Linked DNA regions of Homo sapiens: region 2 is linked to region 1. Evidence: chromatin contacts called from ENCODE Hi-C data. All regions are on one chromosome and are shown on one strand. The core of a region is the stretch at or near the end of the contact, and the rest is flanking DNA. Distances in the headings are between cores, read along the strand shown.

The links. Hi-C counts contacts between places; a loop is a spot of excess contacts on that map. Pooled maps may share reads with other maps.
Region 2: a pooled map shows a loop between it and region 1 (5-fold over the local background). The contact joins two enhancer-like sites. A Hi-C loop is called at or near these places in 2 of 37 single-sample maps with no recorded cell type and 3 of 50 pooled maps.

Annotation. Positions count from the first base shown.
Region 1 is chr10:70,488,258-70,492,932 of GRCh38, forward strand. All of the region lies in intron 1 of PALD1 (phosphatase domain containing paladin 1), which reads left to right. Among named protein-coding and RNA genes, the nearest start is that of PALD1, 12 kb to the left of the region's middle. RefSeq lists a silencer at 1,966-2,065. Within about 2 kb of position 2,059, at least 2 of the 41 ENCODE cell types and tissues checked have a DNase peak (open chromatin) inside an H3K27ac peak, as active enhancers do.
Region 2 is chr10:71,691,683-71,696,357 of GRCh38, forward strand. It overlaps CDH23 (cadherin related 23), which reads left to right. Exons shown (of 70, transcript NM_022124.6): 21 at 2,465-2,577; 22 at 3,736-3,843. Among named protein-coding and RNA genes, the nearest start is that of C10orf105, 26 kb to the right of the region's middle. RefSeq lists an enhancer at 2,371-2,440. Within about 2 kb of position 2,614, at least 17 of the 41 ENCODE cell types and tissues checked have a DNase peak (open chromatin) inside an H3K27ac peak, as active enhancers do.

The DNA of each region.
Region 1 (4,675 bases), core at 809-3,308:
CTACAGGTGTGCACCACCATGCCCGGCTAATTTTTGTATTTTTAGTAGAGACGGGGTTTTGCCCTGTTGCCCAGGCTGGTCTTGAACTCCTGGACTGAAGTGATCTGCCTGCCTCAGCCTCCTAAAGTGCTGGGATTACAGGCGTAAGCCACCATGCCTGGCCTAAAATAATCTTCACAAAATATTCAAGTAGTAGCTTCATAGAAAGTAAAATGTCAAAGTCCCCTTTCCCCTCCTTCCCCTCTCTCTGGTCCCCGTAGGTAACACTGTCAGCAGTGTGCTGAGTATCCTTTGGTCTTTTTTCTGTACCTCTACATGAATTTGTGTGGTTTTTTATTTTTGGGGTGTAAATGAGCTCAAACTCGGTCCATGGCTGTGGGGCCTGCTTTCATCCGGCCATGTATCATGCAGAGGGACCCCACCACTGCCATGGGAGTTCTGAGCACATGCCCTGAGCTGGGGCTTGGCGAGGCTTTGGGAGAGATGGGAAGAAGTCTTCCTGGAGGTGGTTAATTTAGAGCAGGTTCTGGAGAAGAGTAGCATTGGATCAAAGGGGATCAGTCTGTCCAAAACAGCCTCTGTCGTGACCCGTCCCTGGGGTCTGGGTGGATGTATTCTGCTGCTGGGGGTCTGGGTGGATGTATCCTCCTGCTGCTGGGGGTCTGGGTGGATGTATCCTCCTACTGCTGGGGGTTCTGGGCGGATGTGTCCTTCTGCCGCTTCACCAATGACCCCGACTTGGCTGCCGCTGGTGGGGGCTTCTTCCCGTCTCTCTGAAGTGTCACTGGAAGGAATAGGCCCAGGAGAGGGCAGTTCGTTGGGTTGACAGAAGAGGGACCCTTGGGGAGTTGCCCCTTGCCAAAGTCTCTTTAGGCAGCCTGTAGGGGCCTCCCAATAGCTATCTTGCCCAGCCTACGTGGGTGGAGGATGGGATGCCTGTGGCCTCTGAGGAAGGGGCTGCCTGGGCTCAGATTTTCACCCTCCTGGCCCCACCCCAACCCCAACCAATGAGACTGCAGCCAGTGGGGTCCCAGGTGCTCTGAGTCTTATGTCATGCTGCTTTCCTTGACACTGCCATCGATGTGTAGATGAACCCCATCCCCTGCATCCTAAAGTTGGTTGTTTTCATTGTTTTTAAGTTTTCCCTAACTTAACAGTACAAAGTAGTGCCTTAATTGTAAGACATGGGTTCTGGGAGATAGGAATCCTGTGTGGTGGTTCCAGGGCAGCCACTTGCTTACCCAGGAAGGGGTTGTCTTGTGACTTGGGGTCTCATCCTGGGCTCAGGAATCCTGTAGGGGGAGGGGAGGACCTGGCAGGGAGCTCTGCATAGGTGGGTTTGTGGATGTCTCCCTTTCTGCAGCTCAGTGCTGCTCAAATGTGGGTAATACGTGGACTTCCAATTCACAGCCCTATTGAGATCTAATTCACATGCTGTACAATTCACTCATTTAGTAGCTTTTAGTACATTCAAAGAGCTGTTGTCTCACCACAGTCTAATTTTACAACATTTTCATCAACCTCAAAAGATACCCCAGTACCCATTGGTAGTCACTCCCCACCCCCAGCCCGCTAGCATGCTCTGTATCTCTATAGATTTGCTAATTCTAGACATTTCATATAAATGAAATCATACAACATATGGGTTTTTTGTAGACTCCCTCTCTCTCTCTTTTTTTTCTTGAGATGGAGTCTCGCTCTGTTGCCCAGTCTGGAGTATAGTGGCGTGATCTCGGCTGATGGCAACCTCCGCCTCCCGGGTTCAAGCGATTCTCCTGCCTAAGCTTCCCGAGTAGCTGGGATCACAGGCACCTGCCACCATGCCCAGCTAATTTTTGTATTTTTAGTAGAGATGAGGTTTCACCGTGTTGGCCAGGCTGGTCTTGAACTCCTGACCTCAGGTGATCCATCTGCCTCGGCCTCCCATAATGCTGGGATTACAGGCATGAGCCACCACGCCTGGCCCTCTCTCTCTCTCTCTTTTTTAAAGGTCTCACTCTGTTGCTCAGGCTGGGGTGCAGTGGTGCAATCACGGCTCACTGAAGCCTCAACCTCCTGGGCTCAGGTGATCCTCCCTCCTCAGTCTCCTGAGTAGCTAGGACCACAGGCATGTGCCACCACATCCGGCTAATTTAAAAGTTTTTTTAATAGAGACAAGGTCTTGTGTTGCCCAGGTCTTCAACTCCTGAGCTCAGGACTCCCTTTTGAAAAACAACAACAAACCCCTCACTTGCTGATTGACATTATTCTTACTGTAATATAACTGAAATGTGTATAAGACCAGGCATAAGCACCTTAGACTTAAAGTTTTTACAAAACTATTAAAAAAACAGGAAATAGTAGTAAAACCAGAAAGCCAACTCATTTCCAATGAACAATTACTTTAATTGGAAGGATGTTAACTGCACCTACATTGCCAGCCTTGGGTTGATGGTAGAGAGCTGTGCCCTTGGGCCTCTCCTGTGTTCCCTGCCTCTGTTTCTTGGGCCTGTTGTATAGGGAAGTACTAATAATGTTGGGCTGATGGGACGGGTTGGGGTAATCAGACCTCACATTTAAGCCTAGACTACGTGTGAGCAATCCCTGAATGTCTGTTTTAATGGGGTATTGCCCGATACTCGGAAAGCTGGCTTGTTTGATTGAAGATAAGCATGGAATAGTGGCATTATTGAAATCTGCTTGTAGTGGCTCTTAAACCCACTTCTTTTTTTTTTGGAGACAGAGTCTCGCTCTGTCGCCCAGGCATGGTGCGATCTGGGCTCACTGCAAGCTCCGCCTCCTGGGTTCACACCATTCTTCTGCCTCAGCCTCCTGAGTAGCTGGGACTACAGTCACCTGCCACCACGCCTGGCTAATTTTTTGTATTTTTAGTAGAGACGGGGTTTCACCATGTTAGCCAGGATGGTCTCGATCTCCTGACTTCGTGATCCACTTGCCTCGGCCTCCCAAAGTGCTGGGATTACAGGCGTGAGCCACTGTGCCCAGCCTAAACCCACTTCTTGTAGGAATCAGGAATTTGGCACAGAGATGGGCTTTACTCACTTCACACAGATGCTGTCAACATGCACATGGTCCTGACTGCTAAGAGGCTGGGCCTTTGAACTGGGCACCTCCAGGCTGCCATGGGCTATGGGGTGGCTCTGTTCTCCCTCCCCACCTGCTTTTTTTTTCCTATTTGAATCACAACCTTTCTTTGTGCTGTGTGTGATGATATCATTTGGCCTTCATGGAGAAGGAACTGGATTGTAAACACAGGAGCAAACTTGAGGCTCAAATTGTAGGGCACTGCTTGCTTATGAGATGGTTATTCAGATGACCAGGGGATGCTCTCATTACTTTTTGAAATGACATTAAAATAACCCTTTTAAAGTGTACAGTTCAGTGACAGTACATTTGCAATGTTTTGCAACCATCACCACAAACATTTTCAGTTCCAAAACATTTTCATCACCCCAAAAGGAAAACTCCATCCATCCATTAAGTAATCCCTCCCAGTTTCCCCTCCCCCAGCCTTGGCAACCATGGATCTGCATTCTGTCTCTGGATTTACCTATTTTGGATAGTTCATGTAAGGGGAATCATGTAATATGTGACCTTCTGTGTCTGGCTTTTTTCACTTAGCATAGTGTTCAGGGCTCATCTGTGTTGTAGCAAATATCAGTACTCCATTCCCTTTTATGGCTGAGTAACTTTCCATTGTATGGATAGGCCGCACTTTGTTTATTCGTTTATTATTTGATGGGCATTTGGGTTGTTTCTACCTTTTGGCTATTGTGAATAGCTGTTTGGCTGCTATGAATGTTCATGTGCAAGTATTTGTTTGGATACTTGTTTTTTATTCTCTTGGGTATATACTTAGCAGTGGGATTGCTTGGTCATATGGTAAGTCTTTGTTTAACTTTTTGAGTTTGATGTTCTGGAATTAGACAGCGGTGATGGTTGCACAACTTTGTGAATATACTAAAAATCATTAAGTCATATACAGACGGTCCCTGACTTATGGTGGTTCCACTTATGCTTTTTCAACTTTACAATGGGTTTATCTGCGTATAACTCCGTGGTAAGTCAAGGACCTCTTTACATCCTGCGATTTGTATCACTCTACCATTGTAAAGTTGAAAAAGTGTAAGTGGAACCATCGTTAAGTCAGGGGCTATCTGCTGTGTTACCAGAATTAAATGCATTTTTGACTTTTTTTTTTTTTTTTTTTTTTTTTTGAGACAGAGTCTTGCTCTGTCACCCAGGCTGGAGTGCAGTGGCGCAATCTTGGCTCACTGCAGTCTCTGCCTCCTGGGTTCAGACAATTCTCCTGCCTCAGCTTCCTGAGTAGCTGGGATTACAGGTACCTGCCACCACGCCTGGCTAATTTTTGTGTATTTAGTAGAGATGGGGTTTCACCATGTTGGCCAGGCTGGTGTAGAACTCCTGACCTCAGGTGATCCACCTGCCTTGGCCTCCCAAACTGCTGGGATTACAGGTGTGAGCCACCACCTGGCCTTGACTTATGATATGTATAATTTATGATGGGTTTGTCAGAATGTAACCCCATGATTACATCAAGGAGCATCTGTACTTTAAAGGGTGAATTTTATGGTATGTGAATTATATCTCAATTTTAAAATTTCACAGATCCCTAAGCAGGTATTCATGGAGTCTGGACTGAGTCATGTTCTCA
Region 2 (4,675 bases), core at 1,364-3,863, 1.2 Mb after region 1:
GGTTATGGGCCAGGCCCTGCCTGGCAGTCACATCCAAGTAATAATTCTCCCCTGGGAAGGGAGCAGGAATCTTTGGTGGACACTGGCCATCCCTGCTGCAGGTGGTCAGTGGCCAGCAGGGCATCAGCTCTTCCTGCTATCCATCCCTCCACGTTGGAAGTCAGCCTTCAATCCCTTTTCCTGGAGGCTTGGGGAGCAGATGGCCGGTGCTGATGGGTACGAAGACTGAGGAAGGGGACCCAGGGCCACTGTGAGCCTCCTTTTCTATCTCTGAGAAAGTGAGGGCCCTCCTCCCAGCTCTCAGGAGCTTCCCCCACAGTGAGCCCTCATTCCCAGGGGTCTCAGAGTCATGTCATGAATGGATATGAACCACATGCCCAGCACTGTTCCCAGGGCTCTGAGCAGCAGCAGCATCTCATTCTGCCCTCCTCACCTGTGAGGCAGGTACTAGCCTTATCCCCATTTTCCAGATGAGGAAGCTGAGCCACTGGGGAGGTTAAGTAACCTGACTGAGGACTCGCAGAGCACGAACTTCTGACTCCAGAATCCAAACATTAAAGGCGCCATTATATGAGTAGCTCCCTGGCCTTTTAGCCACCCCCGCCCTTGCCTCCCCAGTCGGGGCTCCAGCTCCACCTGGGGCCTTTAATGACACAGACATTTTCTTGCTGCCTTAACACGACTTTGTCTCCAAAGGTGTAAGTGTTTTCCTCTGAGTTCCTCGGTCAAATTAGCCAGGGCTGCTCCACAGAGGTGGCCTTAATTGGATCTAATTTCCTAGACAGGAGAGGCCATCTATCATGCCGACAAGTTCACGTTTAAAACTTTTTAGAGATTAATTTCTTCCTCGCCCTGCCAATTACTTGACACCACCCTGGCAGGGAGTGTGGCTCGTTGGGCAGACCTTTGTGAGTCTTCCATTCCTGGCCTCAGCACCTAAGCTGCCCTGTCACCCACCCCCAGCTCCCTGCTCAGCCCCTGCACAGACCAGAGGGCAAGCCAGTGTGCCACAGAGGGAACTGTCAGGGTAGAAGCAGTCCTAAAAGCAATCTGGTCCAGCTGCCTTGTTTTATGGTGGAAAGAACCAAGCACAGAGAAGTTAAGCGACTTGGCCCAGGTCACACAGCTCAGGCAATGGGGATAAAAAGATGGATAGCACACAGGCCCTGCCCGTGGAGAATGCTCACGGTCCATTGGAAGAAAACAGTCATTTTCTGAGTGTTGGGAGCCTCACCTAGAATTACTGTAGCCTCACAACGGCTCTGCATGGAAGTCACACTAATCTCCATTTTATAGATGAGAAAACTGAAGCTTCAAAGAATTAAAATTCTCCAAGGCCAAGCGTCTGGGAAGGGCCATAATCAGAATTCAAATCCACATCTCACATCTTCACCACGTGGGTGCTCTCCCATGGCTGATGCAAGATAGTAAATGGCCTGGCTGCTGTGATTGCTGAAGTCTGCTGGGACTGGCTCACCCTGCTCCCAAGAGCTAGCGAGGCACTCAATTGTGAACTCCATATTCAATACCACCAAGTTGGTAGCTTAAAATGGGCCCTGGTGGGGCTATTTACACCAAGGAAATTGGCAAATGCCTTTTTTTTTTTTTATTTTGGGGAGCCAGTTGTCAAACATTTACCAGCACGCCACTATCAGGGTGATGTTTGCATTTCAGTTACACCAAAATACAAAGAAAGACCAAATACAGGCGAACAAGAAATGTTGTTTAATTGTTCAGATTTAGCACACTAAAACAACTCGAGGCAATGTAATTATGCTCTTCACAATGTAATTAGGAAATTATTTTATAACTATTAATTATCAATGCACGATAAGGTTGGATAGGTTGAACTGTCCAGTAATGAGTCACAAGTTAGACGCATGTGAACACCCGGTGTTTTTATTTCCTGTCATTGTATTTCTGTGACTGTATAAATAAACAGTGCCTGGCACTGTTCTAAGATTTCCATGATCTTAATTAAATTAACCCCACAATAGCCCTATGAGGTAGTTCCTATTATGGTTCCCTTTGGACCCTATGAGGAAACTGAGGCACAGAGGATTGAAGTAACTAGCTCCAGGTGAGAAAGCCAGTAAGATAATGTCAAAAGTCTAAACAAGAGGTGATCTGTGACTGAGCTTAAGGCCTAATGGCCCTCCTGCCCTGTTCTCCAGCCCCTAACCCCGAGAATCAGCCTAGATTTTCCCACATCTGCAAATATTTCCTCCTCATGGGGTTATGTTGCCCAGCCCTGGGGAACCAGCTCCCAAGGCACAGGAGCTCTCCCGTCTCCCACTGTGAGCACCAGCTCAGGAACACATCCAGGCCGCCAGATCATGGTAGCTTGCTAACATTTCTCGTGCAAGTTCTCACCCTCTCTCCTTCCCTCGCTCTCTCTCTTCTTCCCTCCCTCTCTCCCTGGCCCACCCAAACCCTCTCACGCACCCACTTCTCTCTCTGGCAGGGGAAATCACCACCACGTCTCTGCTTGACCGAGAGACCAAGTCTGAATACATCCTCATCGTTCGCGCAGTGGACGGGGGTGTGGGCCACAACCAGAAAACTGGCATCGCCACCGTGAGTGCGCTCCCCTCCCGTGCCCCAGCTCCCCCTCGCCGGCCAGGCTGCTGCTCCCTGCTTGTACCTCTGGACCCCCGTGTCCTGAGCCAGTGTGAGGCTTTGTGAGAATGAGCAAGGGGGCGAAAATGAACCCATCAGCAGCAGAGGTCAGCCCCCGGGGCCACCACAGCTGTGGGGAAGAAAGGCATCACCACCAGGAATGTAGGGGCACTTGGGAGGAGCAAAATGAAATACTTTCTCTCCTGCCCCTAAAAATCCAGGAGGGCAGGTGGCAGAAGGCATGAGCCCCATAGGCCCCTCCTTGCCTTGGTGCCTGTCAACAAAGCAGAAGCAGGCATTCCTGCGAGGAAGAGCAGCTCAGAGCAGGAAGCAGGGCCCTGGAGGGTCCCTGGGGGCTTGTTCTCCCCCATCTAATGTGCCCCAGAGAGTAGAAAGCTAGAGGAACGAAACGTGGGGGCCTCGAATGAGCTCTCGGCTGCAGAAGTGAAAGGGGAAGTGAGAAGCCCTCTGTGGGAGAGGAAGCGGGAGGACCAGCTGACAGTCACTCCAGCCACCTCCCCTCTTTGTTCCCCATTCGGTTTCTTTGGCTCACCCTCAAAACTGTGGCCCTCACCCAGTCTGCAGCAGCCACCCCATCCTTACCCAGCCAGAGAGGCTGGAGACGGTATCGCGTGGCCAGGGATTTGATGGAAAAATCCCCAGTGCCCTACTCTGTCAAGGGAGGCTCCTACTAATAGGAATCAGAGCCCTATAAATAATGTACCTGGTGGCAGGTGAGCAGGGAAATTGCTTGGCTTGTAGCTGAGACGGGGAGGCTCAAGGGATTCTATTAGATCCCCCACCCTGTCAGTCACCTTCAGCCAAGACTGGAGGCAGGGATGGGGGAAGCCCCAGGTCACAGCAAGGATTTCAGGGCTTATCACATCCATTCCACTGCCTCCTGATGGGACAACACTGGAACTCTCTCTCCTGAAGCGGCCTGGCTCCTTCCTGCCCTCGAAAGCCCAGGCTCTGCCCAAGGCTCCCAAGGTTGGTGGAGCTGGCAGAATTAATGCGAAGATTGCCCGTGGGCATCTGAGCACTTTTCCCCTGGCAGGCCCTGCCCTGGCCCATCTCAGCTGGGTGTGTCTCCCAGCGCCCCTTATGGCTTCACAGGTAAACATCACCCTCCTGGACATCAATGACAACCACCCCACGTGGAAGGACGCACCCTACTACATCAACCTGGTGGAGATGACCCCTCCAGACTCTGATGTGACCACGGTAGGTGGTGGCAGAGCAGCAGAACTGCCAGGCGGCCCTTCCCAGGGGTCTGTGCCCCTCCCACTGCGATTCCAGGGGGCCTTCCCCTATGGGGCTGGTGGACTCTGTGTCCCTCTGAGCTGGCTCTTGCAATAGAGTTCTAGCGGTTCTCCTGCATGGTGAAAGGCAGTCAGAGGTCAAGGGAAAGCCCTCATCCGGCCTCCAGTGTCAGTAGGCCTCAGGCTTTGTCAAAGGGAGCTTCAGGCAGCCCAGGGACAGTGGCAGGGGAGCTCTGGCCGGTTCCGCTTGTGAGCCACACGTGCCCTTAGAGCCCAGGACTCTGGCCACCCCCTCTGGAGAGCTCCCACCCCTACACTGCACAAGCCCCAGCTCCACCCCAGCACCTGTCTTTCACTGCTGTGCCCCTGCAGTCATCCATCTGGGTCACCTCCCCCACGGGCTGGCCCCCACGGCTGCCCAGCAGGGGTTTTGTTCACCTCAGGAATTTTCTGGCACAGGTTTGCCAGGTTTGCACAGGCCCCTGTGTGTGTTGTGTGCTCATGTGCAGGAATGTGCACAATTCAGGGTGCAGAGGGGAGACACGGTCAAAGCCAGGGCATCTCCAGCGGAGACCAGAATCCTGGGGAAACTGAGGAAGCCCAGGTCCCACCCCCACACCATCTGCTCTGCTGGGAGGTCCACATTTTTCAGCCTTCTCCTCCCCCACCCTGTACACCACGTGGCCTTACTTGAGGAGGCTTGTCCCCACATGAACATCCCCACTGCCACCCACCCAGCCCTGTGGGGGACATGAATCCTGGCAATTGACTGAACACCTGGGATGTGCTCTGAG